Linked DNA regions of Mus musculus: all the other regions are linked to region 3. The links are chromatin loops, found by intact Hi-C in ENCODE. Cell type or tissue: left cerebral cortex. All regions are shown on one strand.

Region 1 (8,000 bases), 48 kb before region 3:
TAAAAGGCCCAGATGGCTGGCATCTTCTGTATTTAATTGATAAGGGATAAGTATTAGTCAGGTGAAATCAATGTAACATGGAGTTATTATATACATCTTCCAGAAGTTGGTCTAGGTTCATTTTGTATGACCAAATCATTAAGAGTCCAAATTGTCACACTCCTAACAATGTACAAGTTCCTCCAACTTACCTCAAAGTTTGAATTTAATCACACTTGTCAGCATAACAAGCCAGCCTCCCTCCCTCCCTCCCTCCCTGACAAAAGGGATGCCCAATTCCAACTGTGAAGACCCAAACTTGTCAGTCTTTCAAAAGGATGTTTGAAGTGTAAGTGCATGCCCCCCTCTTTGGTTCACACCACAAATGAACAGTGCCAAGGCACTCCCCACTTTTTCTTTCACCATTAGGGCAAATGGCAACATAACTGTTCTAGACAAACCAATAGATTAAAAAGTCATTCCACAGTTTGACTATTTAGGACATAGGTTTATTGCCAAACTTTCACATAACTAAAACAAGCACAGTGACAAGTCAAGCCACATTTGTAAGCTTCATCCATTTGTAACATTTATGAGTTATAGATTAGAGTTTATATCTGTGGGGAAAATTTTTAATATAACAAGCTGTTATATTGCTCAAAAGAACCACTGAGTATTTCTTTTCATCTGCCAGATATTCAGCAATGACAACTATATGGTTTTAAATTTTCTAAGCTATTACACTTTCCTTCAACTAATACAGCAAGTAGCTTATTTCCCTTCTGAAATACTTCAGCTTTTTAATTTCTAGTTCAAAGCTTCTGACAGTTTTGCTTTCTAAAACACGAACAAGTCTGCATTTAAAATGTTCAATAACATTCAAAACAATCTGACACTCATTGAAATGACTCCTTTCAAAATGACTACACAATATTGCTCGCACCAACACAAAAGTTAGTATGTTGCAAAAGACATGCTATATTAAACTCTCTAAAGACAGTATACATTTAAGAAATGTTCTGGACAAACACTTCTACATGTCAGTTTTATATATATTATAACACAAACGGTGTTAATTGAATAATTAAGCATTTTAAAAGCATGAAACTACAACCATTGTTCATAAATAAGTTCTAACGTTGTGGTTTTATAATTTGGAACTTTGGGGAAATGTTCAAAACATTTTATGACAAACACCTTTATCCTCACATACAAAGAAAGCTACAATACTTAAAATGGTAATTGCATAACACATTGCATGGATTATACAAGGTGTAACTTAAGAGTTTAATTCATACAGAACACATATGTTCTACCTACACTACATTAGAAAAATCCAAACTGCATAGCAACATTTAACACAGTGACATTACTGTCACTGACCATCATGCCTCTGCTTGCTTCTGAGAACATAAATGGCAACATCTTGGGATTATGAACATCATGTTGATCTCGAAGACCTGTTGCTGCTCAGACAGCAGAAATATAGCCTTAAACAAGCACTGTCCTGTCCTCAAGGAATGATCTAAAGGAGGAAAAACAATAATTACACAATTAATATTCTTAATTAAGACTTTAAGAGCCATGGCAATGTTCAAGCAGGACCAAATGTGGTGCAGTGTTGAGGGCAATCTGGGAAGGTTCCTTAAGAAGTTATGTTCTGAGACCATTCTCAGTGGCTCAACAACACTTGGTCAAAAATTTTAATTCTCCCCTCAGAGAAATGGAGTAGTTACTCCACTTTCAAGTTCCTTATAAGCTTACCATCAACCTTATAGTACACTCTAGATGTCCTGAAATATTTCTATCAGAACAAGGTAGTATAAAGCTGGTAGGTATACAAAACGCTAGACTAGTTTCTATCCCTGACCCTTAATCTGCTAGTATATCCGTAGGAAGTTGCTTAAGTGCCACTAGTACCAACAGCCTCTGTTAGAGTGAACAGTAGATTTTAATGAAGGGCCAATAAAGACCACTTAAGACTACTGACTGAATTAAAAATCCACCCAGTGGAGTTAGTATTGGTTATAGTTATATAACAAAATATCCAACTTAGCCAGGCGTGGTGGTGCACGCCTTTAATCCCGGCACTCAGGAGGCAGAGGCAGGCGGATTTCTGAGTTCGAGGCCAGCCTGGTCTACAAAGTGAGTTCCAGGACAGCCAGGGCTATACAGAGAAACCCTGTCTCGAAAAACCAAAAAAAAAAAAAAAAAGGAAAAAAAATATGGCTTGAAAACATGCTATTGTTGTCAAAAGGAGATCCAAACAAGTATTTCTTTGAACAAAAATTATGTAGAAAACAGGGTGATAAAGAACAAGGGCTTTTTAAAAAAGGCCAGCATTATTTGAGATATACAAGTGACTCCAATTCAAGCCTAAAGGCCACTCAATGCTCACTAACAGTGCTAATCAGAATCAATTCCTTAGCCCAGTCAAAAATAGTCCTGAATATCTTCTGGATAAACATGTCCTCCAACATATAAACTAGTATACACTAACAAAACGTCTCAACTTCAAGGTGAAATGCTTGACTCCTAGACTTGTGACCCAGCAAAGTGCTCTATAGGTAGGGTTACTAGGTCAGAGAGTCTTGCCTGCAAACCACAATTATACAATTCCACCAAATGTAAGACATGTAAAAATGACTTATTTAGCTCAGGTTTTGAAAATTAAAAATCAAACCCACAAAGACCTAACTTTCACATTAAGTACAAATGTTTAACATATATAACATGTTTTGCCTTGATATATGAAATCATATGACATCACCTGACAGGAAACTTAAGTTTATTTGAACAACAATCAGCCTAAGGTAGGCCTAGCACATGATCAGGATAGTGCAGGGAAACCCAAAGAAGTGCTTCTGAGTATAAACCAAGAGACCTCGAAATAGCAGCTTTGTTCTGTATCTCATGGGCTTTAACTATCACTTGAAAACAATTTCACAAATCACAAAACCAACATTTGTTTAGTTTCCAACTCTGCCTATTCACCGGAGAAATCCATGTCCCAATTTGATGGGGGAAAACTTGAATGAAATATTATTTGGAATATTTTAATATCCCTGTGTATATGCAGATGGTTTAAAGACAGGTAACCTTAACTGTAGTTTCTTGGTTGTCTGCCTTGTTTTTTGAAATATGCTCTCACCAGGAGCCTGCCAAGTAACTACTCTTGTGTGCTCAGCAAGTCCTAGGGATCCCTTAAGCATGCTCTAACAGGCCTGGCTTTTTTTTTTAAAAAGTAGGTTGCGGTGATAATAATTCAAGTTTTCATCACTTGAAACACATTTTACCAACTATCACCCAAGCTCCCTTAGTGTGTCCCCTATAAAAGAATCTGACCTGCAAGTTCCAAAAGTATTACTACATTTTAACCTTAGTATTCAGGAGACAAAAGCAGGCAGAACTTTAGTCTACATATCTTGTTGCAGATCAGGCAGAGATACATAGTGAGACCCTGCCTCAGGAAAAGCTATCATTTTTATATTCACAGTAAGCAAATTAACATTAAAAGTCAGAAATTCTTAATTTGACTTTGGCTGTGAAGAATTTGGATTCTCTGGATTTGAAACTAGAAAATCTGATTAAGCGATGCAACAGTTTCTGTATACTAAAACTCTAAGACCCTTGGTTCTAAAGATACCACATTTAAAAAAAAAGTTAAGTATAAGACAAAAAGCCTTAATAGCTCTTTTATAGGGGAGGGACTCATTTAATATTAGTCCACCTCACTCCTCATAACTATTTTATGAGGTTTATTATATAACCCATTTTTTAAAAAAAAAATTAAAGGACAATTTTAGTGTTTGAAAGATTTCCCAACCCCACCCTGGAAATCAGGCTGCAAATCTCAGCAGCTGCCCTTAGAAGGCAAAAAGCCATGCCATTTAAGCCATGGGAAGTTAGTAGCAAACAAGAGACCACATGGCAGGAAGGAGGCTTTAAAGAAAGCCCACAGTGTCAAAAGACCCAACCAACAGCAGAGACAGAAAAAATAATACCCAAATCTCATCAGAAAGGTAGACGGATTTAGCCACATCCATAGTGGCTCATTAGGGAATGCTTCAATTATAATTTTATGAAATCTCAGAGCCCCCCTCCCCAACAGGGTTTCTGTGTGTATTCCTGGCTATCCTAGATAGAACTTGATGTGTAGACCAGGCTGGGCTCAAACTCAGAGATCTGCCTGTCTCTGCCTCCAGAGTGCTGGGATTAAAGGCATAAAGGCAAGCACCACCACTGGCTGGCTAAACTCTGGCCCTACATTTTTGAAATCCAAAATTATCATTACTTGCTTTCATGTTTAGTAATGGCTGCAGACTTAGCTTTCAGCTTTGTATAGATGAAGCACAAAAGTTAAGTAAAGCTAGCAGTTTAAACAAATAGGATACTAGAAGTTCAATTTTTATTTCTTTATTGCTTAGTGTAAGAGAAAAGACATTAAAGTCTGCATTGGTCTTCTGTATCCCACAAGTCTGCAGTTATGGCTCCTCTGTCCACAGTTACACTTCAAATAAAAATTAGTTCCTTGGTAACATTTCCAGTGCTTAAAGAGTAATTTGATTATTGGCTACCATATTGGAACAAACACAAAGTATTTCATTACTTCAGTAAATTCTACTGGAGACAGTATTCTCTTTAAAAAAAAAAAAAAGAAGAAGAAGGAGGATTTATTTATTTAATGTGAATACACTTGTGGTCTTCAGACACACCAGAAGAGGGCATCAGATCCCATTACAGATGGTTGTGAGCCACCATGTGGTTGCTGGGAATTGAACTCAGGACTTCTGGAAGAGCAGTCTGTGCTCTTGAACTCCGAGCCACCTCTCCAGCCCCTGGATAGTATTATTATAGAGCACAAGCACACACAACACAACAACCTAAAAACCAAGCTTCACAAATACATTTGTTGCTTAATCATTTTACTTGTGTTTGGCTACAAGTCAAGCAAAATTATAGGTCCTGAAGAAGCTTGGCAAAATCACATTTAGACCAGCAATAACGTGTAGAATGCCATGAGTCAAGCCAGTCCAAGAGAAAGCACTGCTTAAATAGAAAAAATACAAGCTCACAAGACCTTAGGTCAGGAAAGACAACAAACACCTGAACTTTGCATTCCAAAAGGAACCACCTTTTACAGATGTGTACAATGACAAAATTTTAGTAAGCAGTAATCAATACCATGTGGCTCAATAATGAAATATACCTTTTAATGTCTTAAAATATCAGCCTGGCAATATGTAAGATACATCAGGTAATATTGGGGGAGGAGACATCCACCTGGAAACCATTAATGGTTAATAGCTCAGTTTATAAATGGAGAAAAAGGAGAGAGGCATTCATGGGAGTGGAAAGTTAAGCTTTAGGTTGGATTCTCAATACATCTATTGTTGTAAAACTCCCTGGACTGAGAATAGGCCCAAATGTGGAACACCACCTGACGGGAGAGGTGATAGACACTGAAAATTAAGGATCAAGGCAAAGGATCAACAAAAAGTGTACTAAGGAGTTATAAAAGAACTGCAGTGTTGAGGCCCCAGCTACAGCCTCGATTTGTGGTGTATGTAACTAATCTGTCTGGTTTCATGAGTCATCAGACTTCTAAGATCAGGAAAGGGAAAATGCCAATGCTCTGTCTAGGGGTTGGATAAGCCAGTATAATAAATGAAAATGGGGCTAAAATGAGTGTTCTAAAATACCTTTTGATAAGGCTGCAGAAGGAGCGGGAGAAATGGATATGAAGTACTGGGCTCTTTAAAAATGATTAAAATTCTGCTTACATAGTCTAACTCGCGACACTGTAATTTCATACTGTAGTAAGGATCTCAAGCAGGAGAGTATAAAACTCGGGTGAGCATGTCTTTAATCTACCTCGATGGAAAATACTCCGAGGCGGATCACAAGCAATAATAACCTGTAGTTTTGCTGCATAAAACCCCAGATGACTACCTATCCTCCCATTTTCCTTATTTGCCCCTATTAAAAAACTTCCCGACAAAACCGAAAATCTGTGGGAAGTCTTGTCCCTCCAATTTTACACCTGTTCAATTCCCCTGCAGGACAACGCCCACACACCAGGTTAGCCTTTAAGCCTGCCCAGAAGACTCCCGCCCATCTTCTAGAAAGACTGGAGTTGCAGATCACGAGGGAAGAGGGGGAAGGGATTCTCCCAGGCCCAGGGCGGTCCTCAGAAGCCAGGAGGCAGCAGAGAACTCCCAGAAAGGTATTGCAACACTCCCCTCCCCCCTCCGGAGAAGGGTGCGGCCTTCTCCCCGCCTACTCCACTGCAGCTCCCTTACTGATAACAACTCAGAGCGACTTTGGGAGAGCAAGTGCTTCCTGCCTCCAAAACAGCCCAACTGAGCCCTCGCTCCTTCCCTCCACTCCCCGGAGTGCGCGATGGAGGTCTGGCTCAGCACGCCCCTCTTGAGGCAACTCAAGTCGGAAACGTGCTTGCACCCGCCCCGCAGCCGCTCAGCCCTACTGCCCGTCCCCGCCCCCAGCGCGCGCTTCCTGCCACGTTGCGCAGGGGCGCGCGGCCAGACTCTGCGGCGCGGGGCCGAGGGGAGGGCCGGAACCTGGGAGCGCCTCCTCGCCGCCCCCGCTGGCCGGCGGATGGACTCAACTTGCACGAACACGAGCCAATGGCAAGGGCCAGTTTTCTGGGCCCCGAGAGCCAATCAGACGACGAGGCCCGGCCGGCGGCGGGTAAAACGACTCCCCCAGAGGAAGGGGAGGGTGGGCGGCCGCTCGCGCGCGAGCTACTTTCGCTGACCCTCCCTCCCCTCCCCCGCCCCGCCAGAGGCCGACCGCGCCCGCACGTCCAGCTCGCCTCACCCCACCTACCTCCCGCCCCACCCAGTGGGCAGAGCGAGGCTGCCGGCGGCTGCGCACTCCGGCTGCCGTTAACTGACAGGCGCCTTACGCCAACCAAAACACGCCATTTGTGTTTTCACACACGGCGGGAGGAAAAGAAGCCAATCAGCGACGAGACGTCGGCCGGAAGCGCTCCTCCGCTGCCCCCCCCCCCCCGAGCCATGGCCGCGTCCGGTGGAGACTTTTCCGCTCCCTTCTCCCTCCCCCTCCGGTTGCTGCAGGGCGGACCGCATTCCTGCCCACCACCCGCTTGCCCCTTCCAGCGTCACGACTCGTACCCGGCTGTCTCACAGAACGGCTCCACCACGCTCGGAGGGCCTGCCGCGGCCGCCCATCCCCGCAAACGCACCAAGCCGCCCTCCCGCCAGAGTCCCGATCCCCTACCTAGCCGAGGCTCTCTGAGGAGCCGGAGCCCCAAAGCACAGCCTCTTCTTTAGGCGGCCCCGGCAGCCTCCGCTGATTGGCGGCGCACCGGCCAATAAGTGTGGGGCGGTGGGCGGAGAGGCCAATGGCGCGGCGGGAGGGGGCGTGTCCCGCGTGCCCCTGGCGCCGGCACTGGGAATCCCCGTGCGGTCAGTGGCGTTTCCGCTCGGGCAGCGGGCTGAGTGAGCTGCCGCCGCTGCCGCCGCTGCCGCCGCCGGGGGAGGGGCGGCCGCCGCCCGCCTGCGCTCAGAGACTCACGCAGCCCTAGTCCCGCCAGTCCGCCAACACAGTAGTGCCGGCCCCCTCCGCCCCTGGCCCTCCCCCTCCCCGCCTCGGGCTCGCTCCGCCTTTTCTGCCCCCCACCCCCACCTCACGGGTACGGGCCATTCCCGGCCAGGAAACGCCGTGGCGCCGCGTTGGGCCTAACTCGAGTCTCGCTGCCTCCCGGGAGTGCCGTGCGCCGCAGCCCGGGCCCAGGCCCCGGCAGCGCCTGGGTCAAGGTAAGGGTCCAACAGAAAAGAGACACCGAACCACACGACCGGGCCCCGGGGGAAAGAAGGGTCACCTCAGTCTCCCTGCGTTCCCTCTCCTCGGGGTCGTGGGCCTGGGCCTCCCCAGCCTGGTAGCAGGAAGATGCTTGCCCTTTTCGTCTTCTCAGCTACCTTTACACACCATTGCACCGCTCTTGCCCAGAGAGAAAGGCTCTCCTTCATCTAGTC
Region 2 (8,000 bases), 60 kb before region 3:
AGAGAAGCCTGTATTGAGAAAATAAAAGGTGGTAGAAAAAAAAAAAACCCAAAACATACATACATATTTTAAATCTATACCATCAAAATATGTTCATATAATAAAAACTGGGAGATAACTTATTAATAGCCTGTGTGTGGGGGGAGTAAAAAGAATAAAATGTTTTAAAATTAAATGAAAATAGTACATATACTATTTCATTTTTGTTAACTCCAAAAACTGATACAACTAACTTATAATAATAGTGGTTAGATTAATGATCACCCAGGAAAGAGACAAAAGAGAACTTTGTAAAGGGTACTGAGTATAGGTCAGAGCTCACTGAAATGTATATGCAGAAGGCTTACACCTCTGGGCTCACTAGGTAGGCAGATTTACCACTAAGGTTGCTGACCTGAGTTCAGTTCCTAGGATGCATGGTAGAAGTTGTCCTCTGATCCCCAAACCCAATCCATACACAAACACAAATAAATACGCAAATAACTGAATTTTATGTACTGTATAGTAAACCTGTAAAGTATAATTCAATCAGAAAGTTTGTATAGGCTGGCAAGATAGCTTAGCAGTTAAAAGAATTGTCTGCTCTTTCAGAGGATACAAGTTTAATTCCCAGCACCCATACGGTAGGTAGCTGTAACTCTAGTTCCAAGGGATCACACACCTCTTTCTAGCTTCCATGGGCACCAAGTGTGCATGTGGTGCACAGATATACATTCAGGCAAAACATTTGTGCACATAGAATAAAAATTTAAAATGTTCTGAAAAGAAAGTTCTCTGTGTTGTGGCTGTTATGTATGTATAAGCCATGCTTGGCTTTTACTTGGGTTCCAGGGATAAACTCAGATCTTCATACTTGCCAAGCAAGTACTCTTCCCATTGGCTCACCTCAGACCTAGCCCTGGTTTTGTTGTTTTTATCTTAATTCAAAAAGTCTTAATAAGGAAGACATGTATCTCTTTCTTGTGATCACAGCATTTATGAGGCAGAGGCAAGAGGATTTTGAGTTTCAGTCCAGCTAGCCTATCTAAGAATTCAAGCCAATTTTGGCTTCAAGGCTCTGTTTATTTTACTCTTTTAAATTTATTTATTTATTTATTTTGTTGTTGTTTGTTTGAGACAGTCTTTCTATCTAGTCCTGGCTGCCCTGGAACTCACTGTGTAGACCTGGTTGGCCTTGAACTTACAGAGATCCGCCTGCCTCTGCCTTCTAAGTGCTGGGATTAGTTAGAGCACTTGGGAGGTAGTACCACAGCCAGATAAGGCCCTGGATTGTTTTTAAGGGTCTTGTTAGTAGGTACAGTTCGAAGACTGTTGACTTTCTCGTTTGTCTCTAATTTGATGTAGGTTCTCCTGAACATCCATGATAATGAAGTCATTGTTGCTATTGCACTGACAGAAGAGAGTCTCCATCGCAGAAATATTACACATTTTGGACCTACAACTCTTAGGTCAACTCTTGCCTATGGGATGCTCAGGTAACAGAAGGGGATTTTGCTGTCCATATTGTAATGAACACTTTGCTCTGAATTAAATCACTCATTTTCTAAAAAAAAACAAAACAAAAACTCCCAAAACCATTTTCTTAGTTAGAATTACAAAGTACCTATTTTCTCTTCAGTATTTACTGTTGTCAGTTTTTGATGCAGAAAACACCACGTGGATGGTTTATTAGTATTCTTGGTTATACATGTGAGAGTGGTGTTGTGTGTCTTCAGCGAGGAGCTGCTTCTGTCGAGAGAGGCTGTGCTGCTTTAGGCAATAGAGTGAAGCAGAGGAGATCCTTGTGATGTGTGAGTGAGTACAGACCTTGTCTGTTGAGTGACAGTGCTGGCATGCAGCTTGGTAGCCTGAGTGCTGGGATCATGGTACATATCACCACACCCCATTTACTCATAGTTTTAAATGTTACACTGGCTGTAACCTAGGGATCGTGTTGGGACTTTGACAAGTGCAAGACAAGCAGCCTGCCTCTGTTGTCAGTCTTACGTTCTTGGTGTTTTCTTTCTCAAATAAGTCTTTTTCCCCCCTACACTTGAGATTTCAGTACTGCAAAATGGGCTTGACATGGGATGCCAAAGATTATTCATGTGCTCAACTTGGCAGCACATACACTCAACTAAAGCAATATAGAGAAGATTAGTATGGCCCCTGCATAAAGATGACAGACAGATTTGTGAAGTGTTCTATATGAAAAGAAAAAGAAAAAGAAGAAAAGGTTTACTCATGCTGGAGAGATGGCTCAGAGCTTTAAGAATGTCTGCTGCTCTTGCAGAGGACCTAAGTTTGGTTCCTAACATTCAGGTTGGTAGATAACAACAACCTGCAACTTCAGCTCCAGGGGATTCAACACCTGTCTTCTGTAGGCACCAGCACATACATACTTTAAAAATCCCACCCACACATATGCATACTTAAAAAAAAAAACGTGGTGACTGACTTTAGGGCTAGAGAGATGGCTCAACAGTTAATGTTGATGCTGGTTTTCCATATGACCAGAGCTCAGTTCTAGACTTCCATGCCTGGCAGCTTACAACAGTCTTTAATTCCAGCTCCATACTCTCTTCCAATATCCTCTTCTGGTCTTTGGGTACACACACAGAGGTACTAACACACATGTATAAATAAAATGTGAAAATATTTATTAAAAAATTTTGTTCATAAGGATTAAATGCAGAAACATAGTCAGATTATCTTATTCTGTACAGTTCCTGGCATGATCTAGTGAGTTACATAATTACATTTTCTTCCTTTTCAATTTTTGCTTCCTCTTTTGTCATGGTCACAGTTCCTCACAACTGGAACACATTAAGTTAGTAACAGAAAACTTAAGAGAAACACTCCTAAGCTTCTTTCACTAAACAGATATTTACTATCTGCCTCCAACCATGATTATAGAAACCAGCATACAGAGTTGAGTGCTGGTATTAAAAACTAAATAGAATAAAAAAGTAATGATTGGGCTGAGGAGACAGCCTGGTGCACTCTCCGCACAAGCCTAACCCCAGCCTCACAGCATCGCTATTGTCAATAATCCTAGCATTGAGGAGGCTGAGACAGGAGGATACCCCAGGCTTTCTGGCCAGCCACTCTAACTGAATTTGTGAGCTCTAGGTTGTGAGGTAAAGAGCAATTGAGAAAGGTGCCCAGCTGAGTGCAGTGGCACATACCTTTAATCTCAGCACTTAGGAGGCTGAGGCAGATAGATTTCTGTGAACTCAAGGCCAGCTTGGGCTTGGCCTACATAGTTCCAGGACAGCCAGGGCTCTGTAGAGACCCTCTCTCAAAAAAACCAAAACAAGAGGCAAGCAGGGTGGTGGATTGGGATGCCAGATCTTGATTTCTATTTTTGGCTTTCATGTGCATGTGGCAAACACAAGTGTACAGACACATGAAGTGATAATTATGCTGAGGATTGCGGTGGTTGGAGAGATGAGCAAAGATTATACCAGATCCACAAAAAACCCTTGGGCGATTCTCAAGAAAGGCAGAAACTACAGGGCTAGACAGATGGCTGTTCCAGAGAACCTGGGTTCAATTCCTAGCACTGACATGGTGGCTCATAATGGTTAATAACTTGCCTCAAGGGGTCAGATGCCCTCTTTTTGATTTGACAGGCAGTGCTCACATGTGATACAGATATACATGACAGCAATATATCCATAGACATAAAGGCTAAAAATTAAGAGGTGCAGAAACTAGATAGTAGAAAATGCAAAGGACTGCTTTCCTGTCTTCTAAAAGCTTGTGTGTTCTGGCTTAGCTCGCCTGTGCACTTGACTGCCTGTCCTCCAGTTGCACATGACTGGCTCAAACGACCCAGGGTTACTTGCTCTTTATTCCACATTCCTAAGAGGATTTGAGTGACATAATTTGATCAAGTGCCCAATTCTGGCCCATTAACAATGACTGGCATTACAGGCTTGCCCAAGAATCCGTCTTATGAGGGAGATCATTAACATGCATGATGCAAGGTCTCAAACAGAATAGAAAAATCAGATAAAACTTAGTAACCTGAGGACTGGTAAGTAACATTTAAAGCTAGTCACATGTAGTCTTGACTCCTTATTTTGTGTCCTAGGAAAAATGTTTCTTTGGATCATTTTGTCTGTTAAATGGTAATAGGGTTGTTTAAAGAATTTCAAGTGTATAAAGTTAAAGCAGTTATTTTATGTTAAGGACTGTATCTCCATAGTTAAATCCAAAATGAAAGGAGACTGAATGTCTGGTTGTCAGCAAATGCCCACTAAAAATCTCCCTGCCTCAGCTTCCTGAGTGCTAGGATAACAAATCAGTATCTCTCGCTCTCTCCCCTACCACCAGAAGCATTGTACGCATAGGCGAGGGCTGCTACTGAGTGTCAACCCCAGGCTGACTTTCAAACCATAAATTGCTGATCCTTCACGCTGGTGTGCAGATCCTATGCCAGTAGTAGATCCCAGTCTTAGTTTTTGGTTGGTTTTCACATGTGCTGGATTGTTTTCTCCCTCCAGGCTCTGTGAACCTAAGCCTACTGATGTAATAGTGGACCCAATGTGTGGAACAGGGGCAATACCAATAGAGGTAATAACAGCTTTTTATTTTTACATAAGCAAGTGATCTATTCAAAATGGTGGGCAAATTGGATCCAATGAGAAAAACCCCAAAAGTTTGAAAAAACTTCTCATAGTCAGGGTAAAAGTTCTGTTAAAGCATTGTAAGCATTGATTTCACACAGCCAAGTACCGTGTGGTTAGATGGTGAAAGCTGAAGTGGTAGAGAAGCGAGCTGAGAACGGCAAACTGATAAGCCTTTTTCCCTGTAATGAATGGACGAGGCACTAGGTTGAACAGCAGAGGATAACTGAGGGGGTCATAAACGTCCACATAATTAGAGCTTCCTGGAGTGAATAAGTGGGAAGGAGAAACCACAGCATTGCAGCTCAGTGCCAGGGCATCTGCATGCAAAACAGGTGTTCTGGGCTTGATCTCCAGCACTGCAAAACAAACCCATAAGAATACCTAAATTGCCGGGCGTGGTGGCGCACACCCTTAATCTCAGCACTCAGGAGGCAGAGGCAGGCGGATTTCTGAGTTCGAGGCCAGCCTGGTCTACAAAGTGAGTTCCAGGACAGCCAGGGCTATACAGAGGAAACCCTGTCTCGGAAAAAAAAAAAGAATACCTATAAGTATTCTTTATGTTTGTTTTGAGATGGGGGTCTTATTATGTAGCCCTGGCTGTCCTCAAACTCACAGGGATTCACCCATCTCCTCTAGGGCACAAACTACCTGGCCGTTTGACCTTTTTTTTAAAAAAAAAACGTATTTTAGGAAATCTGACAAGGCTACATACCCAGTGACCATCAATAATTTTCAGAATTGCTACAACACTCAAAAAACTACAGAAGGTACTAGGTGGTGGTGGTGGCATATACATTTATCCCAGTACTCAAGAGGCAGAGGCAGGCAGATCTCTTGTGAGTTCCAGGACAGTCAGAGCTGCACAGAGAAAGCCAGTCACAAAAACAAAAACAAAACAAAACATTACAGAAGGCAAAGTAAGAAATGGGAAGATGTTTTCTTTCTTTCTTTTTTTTAATCCTTTTGAGGCAAGGTCTTGGTATGTAGCACAGGCTCACCTTGAATTCATGGTACCACAGGTTGTGTTGAGCGGGCAGAAATTGGACAGATGAGCAAGCCCAAAGCAACCCACAAAGGGAAAAATAATCTAGTATAATTAGGAAATCTCTGGTCTGACTTTGATTGGGAGTTAAAATCCAAGAGGAAAATGCACCTAGTTTGAATGTTCCACTGGTGGTGGCTAGTGAGTGACTACTTCTTGAGATCTGAACAGGAGCTGAATTATTATAGTCAAGAATTCTGGAAACCAAACTGTAGTTCTCCATCATTAAACCATGACTTATCTGCGAAATGGCAGGTAAACTGACCATGATGAAGAAACACACAATCAAAGTAGACATCAGAATAAAAGGGGTGGGGTGGGAAAACCAGATTAAGCCATTTCCACGTAAAAGTAGGCATGAGAGAGAGTACCTACGTGGAAACTTCAGCTGAGTCATGATGGAAACTGAAGGGTCTGTGTACAGATGTGCCCATTAAATTATCTAATACCTGTCCTAGAAGACACTGAGATTTAGAAGTACTGTAAATGTAGCCCAAGGTAGGAAATCCATCCTGGATTAAACATTAAAATAATAATTAAAAAAAATAAAAAGGTTGGCAAGCACAGATCACACCTGTGAGTTCTTCCTGTATCCCTGCACACCCAGTTTATGGCATACTTGAACATTCCTCTTGTTTGCTGTCATTATAGAATAATAGACCAGAATGTCATCATCCTAAAGGGTCTGGGCAAAATAGTTATGAAGTGCTGTATTCATGCATGCATGTCTTTGTGGCAGAAACAGTACCATAGTATGTCACTTTGTTTCACAAATATGTCACTGCTTGGCATTTATATGCTGCTGACATTTTTTACTTAACTACAAAATCTTTTCAGAAATGTGGTTATCTTTTAAAAGCTAAACTCACAATCCAAGACAGCATAGGTCTGGTTAGTTAGGTAAATTTTTAAAAATCATGTTAATTAAGAGAATGCAGTCCCTTATATGTGCCAGCCATTGCCGGGTAGAAAGAAAATACTAGACCTATCTGGAAGGAATTGCTGGATTACTTAGGCAGAGGTGATAGACATAGTTTCAAATGGGCTAAGTCAGCAACAGAGGTGTGCAAAGTGCTTCTAGCGCTGACATTGATGTCATAGTGGATGACATTGGAGCCACATTTCTAGTGGGTGAAAGTTCAGTAGGCAGAAGAACAGGGAAGACATTTCTGGCAAGGAAATGAATGGCACGGATTGCCATGTTACTGAGAGTTGGCCATAGTGACTTTTCCCTTTTCTCTTGTGGCATGTTTAACCAACACTCCTGTCTCATAGGGGGCTACTGAGTGGTCTCACTGTTACCATATTGCTGGGGACAATAACCCACTGGCAGTGAACAGAGCAGCAAATAACATCTCATCTCTATTGACTAAGAGCCAGATTAAAGATGGGTAAGTTTAACTTCAATGATTGCATTGCATCTTTTCAAGTCTCTCTCCCTACTGACTTGGAATTATTATTCACCCCCAGTGCTTTGTGGTATCATTATAGCCAAATGAACAGTATGAGAAGTCACATCTAATTTACTGAAAAACATTTGTAATTAATTTAACTACCATTTCCATACTTTATTGGAATGTTATTTCTCCTTTTTTGTTCATTATTTTTTGTCTTTTCCCAAAACGGTACAGTATGGTATAGGTTTTGTTATAGTATAGGTTTTGTTATGTAGAAAAGGCACGCACGTGCCCTTATTCCAGAGGCAGATGGATCTGAGTTCAAGGCCAGCCTGGTCTACAGAGTGAGTTCCAGGACAGCCAGAACTACACAGAGAAACCCTGCCTTGAAAAACCAAATTAATTATTTAGAACAATATGAGTTGAAAGAAGCATGAAAGTCATTACCATAACTTTTAAACTACCAGTTATCTCTATTAGTAGCCATGGCCTGTTTAAATCCTCCAATTGCTTTGCTTCTGAAGGCTGGTGGATTAGGTTTCTGTTTATATCTGTATATGTGTGGGGGCCTGAGAGTGCCATGGAGCTGTGTCATGGTGTGGAAGTCAGAGGATAACTAGTGAGAGTTGGGTCTCTTCTTCCTGTGAATCAAATTCCTTTTGTCTGGCTTAGGGCAGACACCTTTGCCAGCTGGGTCATTTCTCTGGCCTTTTAGACACTTTTTTACATGTAAGCTCATTTTCCCTGGTATTTTCTTAACCATACATCCTTTGAAAACCAGTCTTAACCATTTAAAAAACTTGTATTTCAGTTATGGACATATTTCTTCCTATGTTACTTTAACATTTCTTTTTAGAAAAACAACCTTTAGAAATTCAGACTGCAGAATGTTTTTTATTGTATTTATTTGTGTGTGGACATGAGGGTAGAAGATTGAAGTCCAAC
Region 3 (8,000 bases):
TAAAGGAAGTTGACAATCCAGAAGAAAAACCAGAAGAAGAAGAAAAAGAAGAGGCTACAGATGACCAGGAGAACTCTGCTCATAGCAGAAGGGTAAGTCCTGTCCAGTAGATGTCTCTGTACTTTCCTAACGCTGAGGTTTTACCATAAAGTACGTTTCATTACATATAGGCATGCTCACAGTTGTTTATGATAACTATCTGTTAGTGGCTTTAAGATATTTCCTTCTAACAACTGGATTTCCCTAAAACTTGGTGATGAAGACCAAAGTTTGTTGGCTTAGTTTTCTTACTTTGTTTTGTGTTTTTATATTTAAAAACTAAAATCAAGAAGAGCTGCTGATAGCACAGTTGTATAGCAGCACAAGGTCTTGAGTTCGATCCCAAATTACTGGGAGAAGAGGAAGATAATCAGCACTGTGAGCCTCTGTCCCTGTGACAGAAATGCTGTGAAAAACAACTTGAAGGAGGCCAAGCTTACCTATGCTCAGGTTACGCAGGTTCAGGTCTGTTGTCTTCATTGCTTTCAGAGCAAGCCGAAATAAGACAGTAGGAGTCCACTGCAAAGAAAATCTGCTTACCTCATTGCTACCAGGAAGCTGAGAGGAAAAAAAGCCAAGAGGCCAAAGATGGAAGAGTATATTCTATACTTTTCCATGGCACCCAGTGGCTTGCTTCCTCCAAGAAGGCGCAGTTCCTGGGGTCTCCACAACCTCCCAATAGCACTTACCACATGAGTTCTGAGCCTTTAACTGAACTTGAGCCTTTGGGGCACATTCATATCCAAACTGTAGTAATTTTTTTTTTGTCAGATTGATTAAAAACATTTGCTAATTGTGTTCATTTGTGCTTAGAAAAAATTTAATGACAATTTACTTTGGTTTTGAGCTCTGAATGTAGGACAGAAATTGCTTGTCGTTGCTTTATGCACTAAAATGTGTTGAGGTAGCTCACCTATTTTAAAACATTTAGTTTTAAATTTCTGCTATAACTGTTTACTATATTTAAAATAATTTTAATTTTTTTTATCTTAAAGTTTAGTGATGCATATGCTATCTTAATAATACTTTGAATAAATTCTTATAAACCCTACTAATTTTACTTTTGAAATAGCTTCTGGTTGATGCTTTTTTTATTGTTGTTTTTAATACTTTTCTACCCCCAGACTCGAGAAGACCGAAAGGTTGAAGCCATCATGCATGCTTTTGAATCTTTAGAGAAGAGAAAGAAACGGCGGGATCAGCCTGTAGAACAGAGCAGCTCGGACATAGAGATTACTACTAGCAGTTCAGAGATAGTAGTTGGAGAAGAGACAAAAACTGCAGCCCCTGAGTCTGAAGTTAGCAGCCCTGTTTCAAATGTTGCTATCCCAAGCACCCCACAGAGCACTGGTGTGAATACTCGGAGGTCCTCCCATGCTGGGGTAAGAGGGAAAGCTCTGAAAAGTCCTGCGTATGCTAATGTCAGTTGTCTTTTTCTATAGTGGTAGAAGTTAGTATTTTCAACGTTGCTCTGTATCAGAATAAGCAAAGCTATTTTGATCTCAACAGCTGGTTTGTGGGATGCAGAGAGACAGGTGAGGTCAACATTTGAATGACAAAGTCCCTTAGCACTTAAGTGTCTCCCAGATAAGTTCATAGAATCCTTTGGTTTGGGAGAATGCATACTGAGCACGAAGGCTTCACCTAGCTCAGTCTCCATCTCTAAGGGAAGAAACCAAATCTTTGGGTTTCTCTCACTGATTCTCTGAATAGCTCAGGTACATGACTGACCTTCCAGGGCCTTCTCAGGACTAGTGTTTAACATAGGACTTCTGGGTGTAGAAAAGAAACAAGAATTATCTTGCCTAAGAACCTTAATATTAGGTACCTAGCTTTAATTGGCTTTTGACCTATTTTATTTTATACATGTTTGTTAGAAATAGAATTAACTAAGGCAGATGTTTGTCTATGGTCTATTTAGGTAATAAAGTCTATAAAATTTTGTATTTTTTTTAATTTGTTTTGTGACAGGGTCTTCCCATATAGTCCTCCTGGCTGGCCTGAAACTTGCTTTGTAGATCAGATTAACCTTAAATTCACAGGGGTCTACCTGCCTCTGCCCTCTCTACCTCTGATTCCACCTCCTGAATGCTGAGATTAAAGATAGGTGACGTGGTGCCAAGTTCAGATTTATTTATTTTTATATTTATGTGTGAACAGACAGACACACACCTTCTTACATGTATGTATGTGTATCATGTATGTACCCTACCCACAGAGGCTAGAAGATGGGATTGGATCCCCATCTAAAACTAAAACTCCTAGTTAGAGGACTTTGTGAACACTAAAAACTGAACCCCAGTCTTTGCTGCAAGAGCACCAAGTGGTGTTAATTGGGGATTAATCTTCCAGCCTTAAGGATTAATTGAAAATCATTTAGAATGCTTTAAATAGATAGAAAACTAAGAAACAGGTAAGACATTTCTGATGCTAGGTGAGAGGAGCCTTGTCTAATCCTAGTACTCAGCAAACTAAGGCAACCTGGGAGATCCTGTCTGCAAAGGAGAAGAGAATTTTCTAGTAAACATTTGGCCTTGATATTGTTACAGGATGTAGCTGCAGAAAAGCCAATCCCTAAACCACCTCCAGCTAAGCCTTCTAGACCCCGACCGAAAAGTAGAATTTCTCGGTACCGGACCAGTTCAGCCCAAAGACTAAAACGCCAGAAGCAGGCCATTGCACAACAGGCAGAACTGTCGCAAGCTGCCTTGGAAGAAGGAGGAAGTAACAACTCAGTAACTCCTCCTGAAGCTGGAAATACAGACAGTTCAGGAGAGAACAGACAGCTAACAGGGTCTGACCCAACTGTGATATCAGTTACTGGATCCCATGTCAACCGTGCTGCATCTAAATACCCCAAAACCAAAAAGGTAAGCGACGATATAAATTTCATATGGTAAGGAGTATCACGCTAAAGCAAGAGGGCCTATAATCCCCAAGGAAGAAGTAACCTTAGAATTATTAGATTGAACATTTTACGTAAAAAGTTGTTTGTGCTGGAAGCTGAAACCATCCTACTTATTTTTGTTCACTTGATTTTAGACAGAATTTAAATCACTGGTAAAACACTATTTTTATCTGTCTTTGTGAGCATGGAAAATGTAAAGGAAAGATACCTTATACTCTGAATGCTCAGCTCATCTTCACTGTGGTTGCTGATCTGTTCTAGTTTTAGTTGAAGTTTGATTTGTGAACTACACTACTGCTTCTGGCAGCTGTTACAAATGCAGTGATAACTAATGGTTTTTGTTTTGTTTTGTTTTTTTAAACCTTTAGTATCTAGTTACAGAATGGTTAAATGACAAGGCAGAGAAGCAAGAATGCCCTGTTGAGTGTCCTTTGCGTATCACCACTGACCCAACTGTGTTGGCAACAACCCTGAACATGCTACCAGGTCTTATTCATTCCCCATTAATTTGTACCACCCCCAAACACTACATTCGCTTTGGCTCACCCTTTATGCCTGAGAGGCGTCGAAGGCCCCTTCTGCCTGATGGCACATTCAGCTCCTGTAAGAAGGTATGTGCCTTTCTGTCTGTCTCTATCTATCTATCTGTCTATCTGTCTATCTCCCCCTCTACCCCCCACCCCCTCCCCGTGTGTGTCTGTGTGTGTATACCTGCCCATGAATGAAAATATGTTTAATACTGTAGGGTGCATATAGTTGTAGTATATTTTACATAATTGTCTAGATAATTCGAGAATCTCTAGATAACTTTGTGAGTTTATATTGTGTTGTTAAACATGGAAGTAGACTCTTTAGAAGTCACTGTGGTCAAGTTGGAATGTATACAGCATTTTTGGTGCTCAAACTTGTGACTGTTTACCTGTCCATACCTAGAAGCTTTTCACATTACTGAGAGCACAAGGCAATTGATGGGATGGATGTGTTTTGTATATGCTTTTGTGATACTGGTTAGCATGGTAATTTGTGACTATTGTATGATGTTGGACCCCAAATAATTAGAGAACAGTTATATTCATAAAAGCAGATAAGATTGTCGTTGTAACTATATAATCAATTACTATTATTTCTTAAAGGAGTTTAGACAAAAAATTATCTTAGAATTTTATTGGACAATAAAAAGACTTATTCCCTGCCTTTCTGGGACTCTAGTTGTTTTGGGTCTAGCACCAGCAATGTTTGGTAGTTGTTTTGGGAATGCACTTTATTAATTCCCACATTTGTACACATGTTCCAAGGGTGTCTTGGGAATAGATTGTTCTTCAAGCCTATAATGCTCTTCAATGTTTTCAGAAACACAGAACACACTTTATCAGGTCTTCCTTTAGGTAGGGTTCTTTTCCCTGGACCACCCTTTTCTCTGATCCTCAGATCAGGATTCAGGCTGCCGCCCTCATTGTCTGGCCTTGACCTCTTCCTCGGGCATCACATACATGAGGATGCTGCATGTAGCTTATTTGATGTGATGAAGTTTCCAATTCCAGGCAGGTCTTCCCTGATTCCTCTAAACTTAAAAAGATTTTTTTCTTTCCCCAAGATCATAAGTTACTTCTTGGGGACGGGAATATAAAGGATCAACAGAATGACATGGCCTATTGAAGGGGAGCAAGGAAACGGGAGTCTGCATAGGGAAAGGCAGTGCTGCTGAGTCAGTAGTACATTGCAGAAGCCTAAGTAGCACATCCTATAAAGTACTGCACTTACTTGGTTTGTATGGGGAAAACTCCCAAATGGAAGATTTTCTGAGAAATTAGATTTCAAGGTCCTTGTCAAAGAGATTTTGGATAATGCAGTAAGTAACTTGGTGAAATAAGTAATAACAGTAGAAAGATTTTGAAAATCTGATCACTATAGGAATTTTGTCTAGGTAATGAAGAGCTGGGTCTCTAGGGAATTCACTTATACCACTCACTTAGCTTCTCTTGGATCTTGTGTTTATCAGAAAAAGAAAATGGTTTGTTGTACAAAAACACCATTACCCATGATAACCAGGTATGATAGTCATGTTACATCATACAGTAGGCCAAGACAAGGGTGTTATATTACTAGCCTGGGCTGCAAAAATCTCATCTCAACATCTAGAATGGCAAAACAGACTCAGTTCTTCAGTAAGTAAAACAGGAAGCTGATGTGATGGCTAATTAGGCAAACACTTGAATTCTATCCCTTGACTCATGTAAAAGTGGAAGATGACCTGTTGATGTAGTTGTCCTCTAACATCCACACCAGCATGAAATCTGTAGTCCCCCGCAAAATAATGATTTCTTAAGATGTAATATTTAAATAATAGCAGAATCCTAGCTGCTTTTATGAGGAGTGTTAAAAGTTAGAAAGGACCCTGTCTCTCCCTAAGGCTATATACTCAGTTTATTATGGGAAGGATATATTCTTCAGTGGTAAGAGGTACTACACTGGTAAGATACTCTTGTGAACAACCCAAATAGAAACTCTGCTTATTAGGTTTAAAAATAAGAAAGTAGAGTCATTGGTTATAAAAAGGGAAGATTAGAGTGAATGGGAATGGGAGAGGAATAAGAAAGAATGGAAAGGGCATAAGTATAGACAAAATACATGATATGTGTATATAGAAAAGTATGAGACCCATTGGATAGTTAGTATGTGCTAAGAAAAGCAACTTTTAAAAAAAGAATTATTTTATGTATGTGAGTACACTGTAGCTCTCTCCAGACATCAGAAGAGGACATCAGAGCCCAGATGGTTTTAGCCGCCATATGATTTCTGGGAATTTAACTCAGGATCTCTGGATAAGCAGTCAGTGTTAACTGTTGAGCCACCTCTTCACCCCCAAAAAGCAACCTTTTTTTTTTTTTTTTTTAAGACAGGGTTTCTTTGGGTAGCCCTGGCTGTCCTGGAACTTACCCTGTAGACCAGGCTGGCCTCAAACTCAGAAATCCTCCTGCTTCTGCCTCTCAAGTTCTGGGATTAAAGATGTACACCACTGCCCTGCTCAAAAAACAACTTTTTAAAAAGAATATTGGAGTGTAAAGCATTTTTATCAAGGCAGTAAAATCAGGTTGTAAAATCTATCCTGATGTCTTAAGAAGAGTTACTGGGGGCTTTGGAGAGACGCCTCATCAAGAACACTTGCTGCTCTTGCAGAAGACCCAGATTTGGTTCCTAGTAACTACATGGTGGTTCACAACTGCTGTAATCCCCGGTCCCGAAGATTTGATGAGCCATACACATACATACATACATACATACATACATACATACATACATACATACATACAGGCAAAACGGTCACATAAGTAGAATTAATCTTTTTTTAAAAGGAGCGATTGATGGTAATTTAGCAGGGATTAATATAAAGATCGTTATAAAGTGGACTAACATTTGAAATGCCTTATTGGTAATTATACAGAATTGCAATCTTTTTTTTCCTTTCTTGTTTGTCGAACTAGCAGAGAGCCAAGCAAACAAACTTGTGTAAAAGTATAACTTACATAGAAAATGTACTTGCTTGAGCTTTTGTTGTTGTTGCATTACTATGTATAGGGGGAGGTGATTCAAAGTATCAAAATAATCCAGGCTTATCTGTATATCTACATAGAGTAGATTGACTTGAGACTCGTGGAGATCTGCCTGCCTCTATCTCTTGAATGCTGAGATTAAAGACATAGACCACAACACTTGGCAGTTATATATGTAGTATCTCCATTGGCAACCCATAGAAAGAAATTGAATTTAACTGAACTCCACATTGCATTCTCCAAGACTGTGACCAGTCTCCTACTTAGTTGTCTCCCACACCTCTTTTTTTAAGCAGGGTTAGAACAAGCTGGATAAGCACTTTAACCACCGAGCTATATCTTCAGCTCTGTATCAATCACTATTTTTAGAAAGAGACTATCATAGAAAGGCTGCCTCATTAAAATTAATCTTAAAATTGTTATGGCCAGTGATGTGGCTCAGCTGGAAGAGTGCATACCATTCCCAATGGTGGTGGGGGTCCTCATAAAACTTAGAATAGCTGTGGTGCAGATTTGTTGTCTTAGCCTTGGGACAGGTGGAGGCAGAAAGATCAGAAATTTGAGGCCAGTCTCATAAGACCCCCTTACCCTCCCTTCCTAAAACCCTTATTTACATTGGAATTCAGTTTAAATTGCTGCTTTAATATTTCCTGAGAAAAATCCAGATTAGATTATACAACATAAACATTTTGTGGGCGGGGCAAACTAACCTATTTTTTTTTAAAGCTAGAAATCTGAGTCAACTTTTTCTTGGGTATGAGCATTTTACCTGCATATGTGTAAGTGTTACCACATGCATGCCTGGGCATTCAGAGGCCAGAGTTGAGTTGGAGTTTGAGATGGCCTCTATATGGGTGTCAGTAACCAAACTTAGGTCCTCTGCAAGAGCAACATGCACTCTTAAACCACTGAGCCATCTCCAAAGAATAATATATATTCTTACTAATAGACCTACTGTTTCATATATCATTGAAAAACCTCCTAAGTTAAAAGCAGTATAGGACAAGTTTGTGTCTATATGTTTATACCCAGATTGTTCACTTGTGAAGACATTTATTAATCTTCCAGGAGTGTCTAAATTTAATTAATTTGAGATAGATAGACACAAATAAATTCATGTCTCCTGGTTTTTTTTTGTCTTTGTTGTGTTTGTTTAAGGATTTTTTTTTTATATGAGTGCACTGTAGCTGTCTTCAGACACATCAGAAGAGTGCATTGGATCCCATTACAGAAAAGGTTGTGAGCCACTATTTGGTTGCTGGGAATTGAACTCAGGACCTCTGAAAGAGCACTTAGTGCTCTTAACCGCTGAGCCATCTCTCCAGCCCTGTTTTGTTTTATAATAAACATGTAAGCCTTTAGTCAGTGTCCCTCTGTGTTGTGTATAAAGTCATTTGAACATATGGAAAGAATCTTTGGTGTCAAGATTGCTTAGAAAGTTAGTGTTGTCTGCACTGTTGCTTTATTTACCTTTGAACATAAACATACTGCTAGAATTAGCA

Evidence for each region. A loop is a pair of places that touch in the nucleus more often than their neighbours do. Peaks named below come from ENCODE experiments on the same cell type or tissue, not always from the same donor. Only the 100,000 strongest peaks of a DNase experiment are listed, where the experiment ranks them.
Region 1: it touches region 3 in a loop (2.3-fold over the local background); 14 of 42 quality-filtered maps call a loop at or near these places.
Region 2: a loop joins it to region 3, with 2.1 times the contacts of the local background. A loop is called at or near these places in 15 of 42 quality-filtered maps.

Annotation. Positions count from the first base shown.
Region 1 is chr6:113,069,932-113,077,931 of GRCm38, forward strand. Setd5 (SET domain containing 5) reads left to right here and starts at 7,708. Exons shown (of 22, transcript NM_028385.1): 1 at 7,708-7,781. Gt(ROSA)26Sor (gene trap ROSA 26, Philippe Soriano) reads right to left here and starts at 7,313. Exons shown (of 3, transcript NR_027010.1): 1 at 7,243-7,313; 2 at 1,363-1,504. In left cerebral cortex, CTCF peaks have their summits at 4,690 (motif pointing right) and 6,189; DNase peaks (open chromatin) are centred at 5,581, 6,254, 6,589, 6,877 and 1 more place; H3K4me3 peaks cover 2,552 bases; H3K27ac peaks cover 2,399 bases.
Region 2 is chr6:113,058,611-113,066,610 of GRCm38, forward strand. It overlaps Thumpd3 (THUMP domain containing 3), which reads left to right. Exons shown (of 10, transcript NM_008188.3): 5 at 1,345-1,475; 6 at 4,491-4,560; 7 at 6,934-7,049. It overlaps LOC115490527 (a small nuclear RNA gene), which reads left to right and starts at 2,088; the gene lies at 2,088-2,193. In left cerebral cortex, no CTCF peak of the experiment used is centred here; a DNase peak (open chromatin) is centred at 3,816.
Region 3 is chr6:113,118,253-113,126,252 of GRCm38, forward strand. Setd5 (SET domain containing 5) reads left to right here. Exons shown (of 22, transcript NM_028385.1): 12 at 6-92; 13 at 1,164-1,421; 14 at 2,589-2,909; 15 at 3,316-3,558. Among named protein-coding and RNA genes, the nearest start is that of Setd5, 45 kb to the left of the region's middle. In left cerebral cortex, no CTCF peak of the experiment used is centred here; no DNase peak of the experiment used is centred here.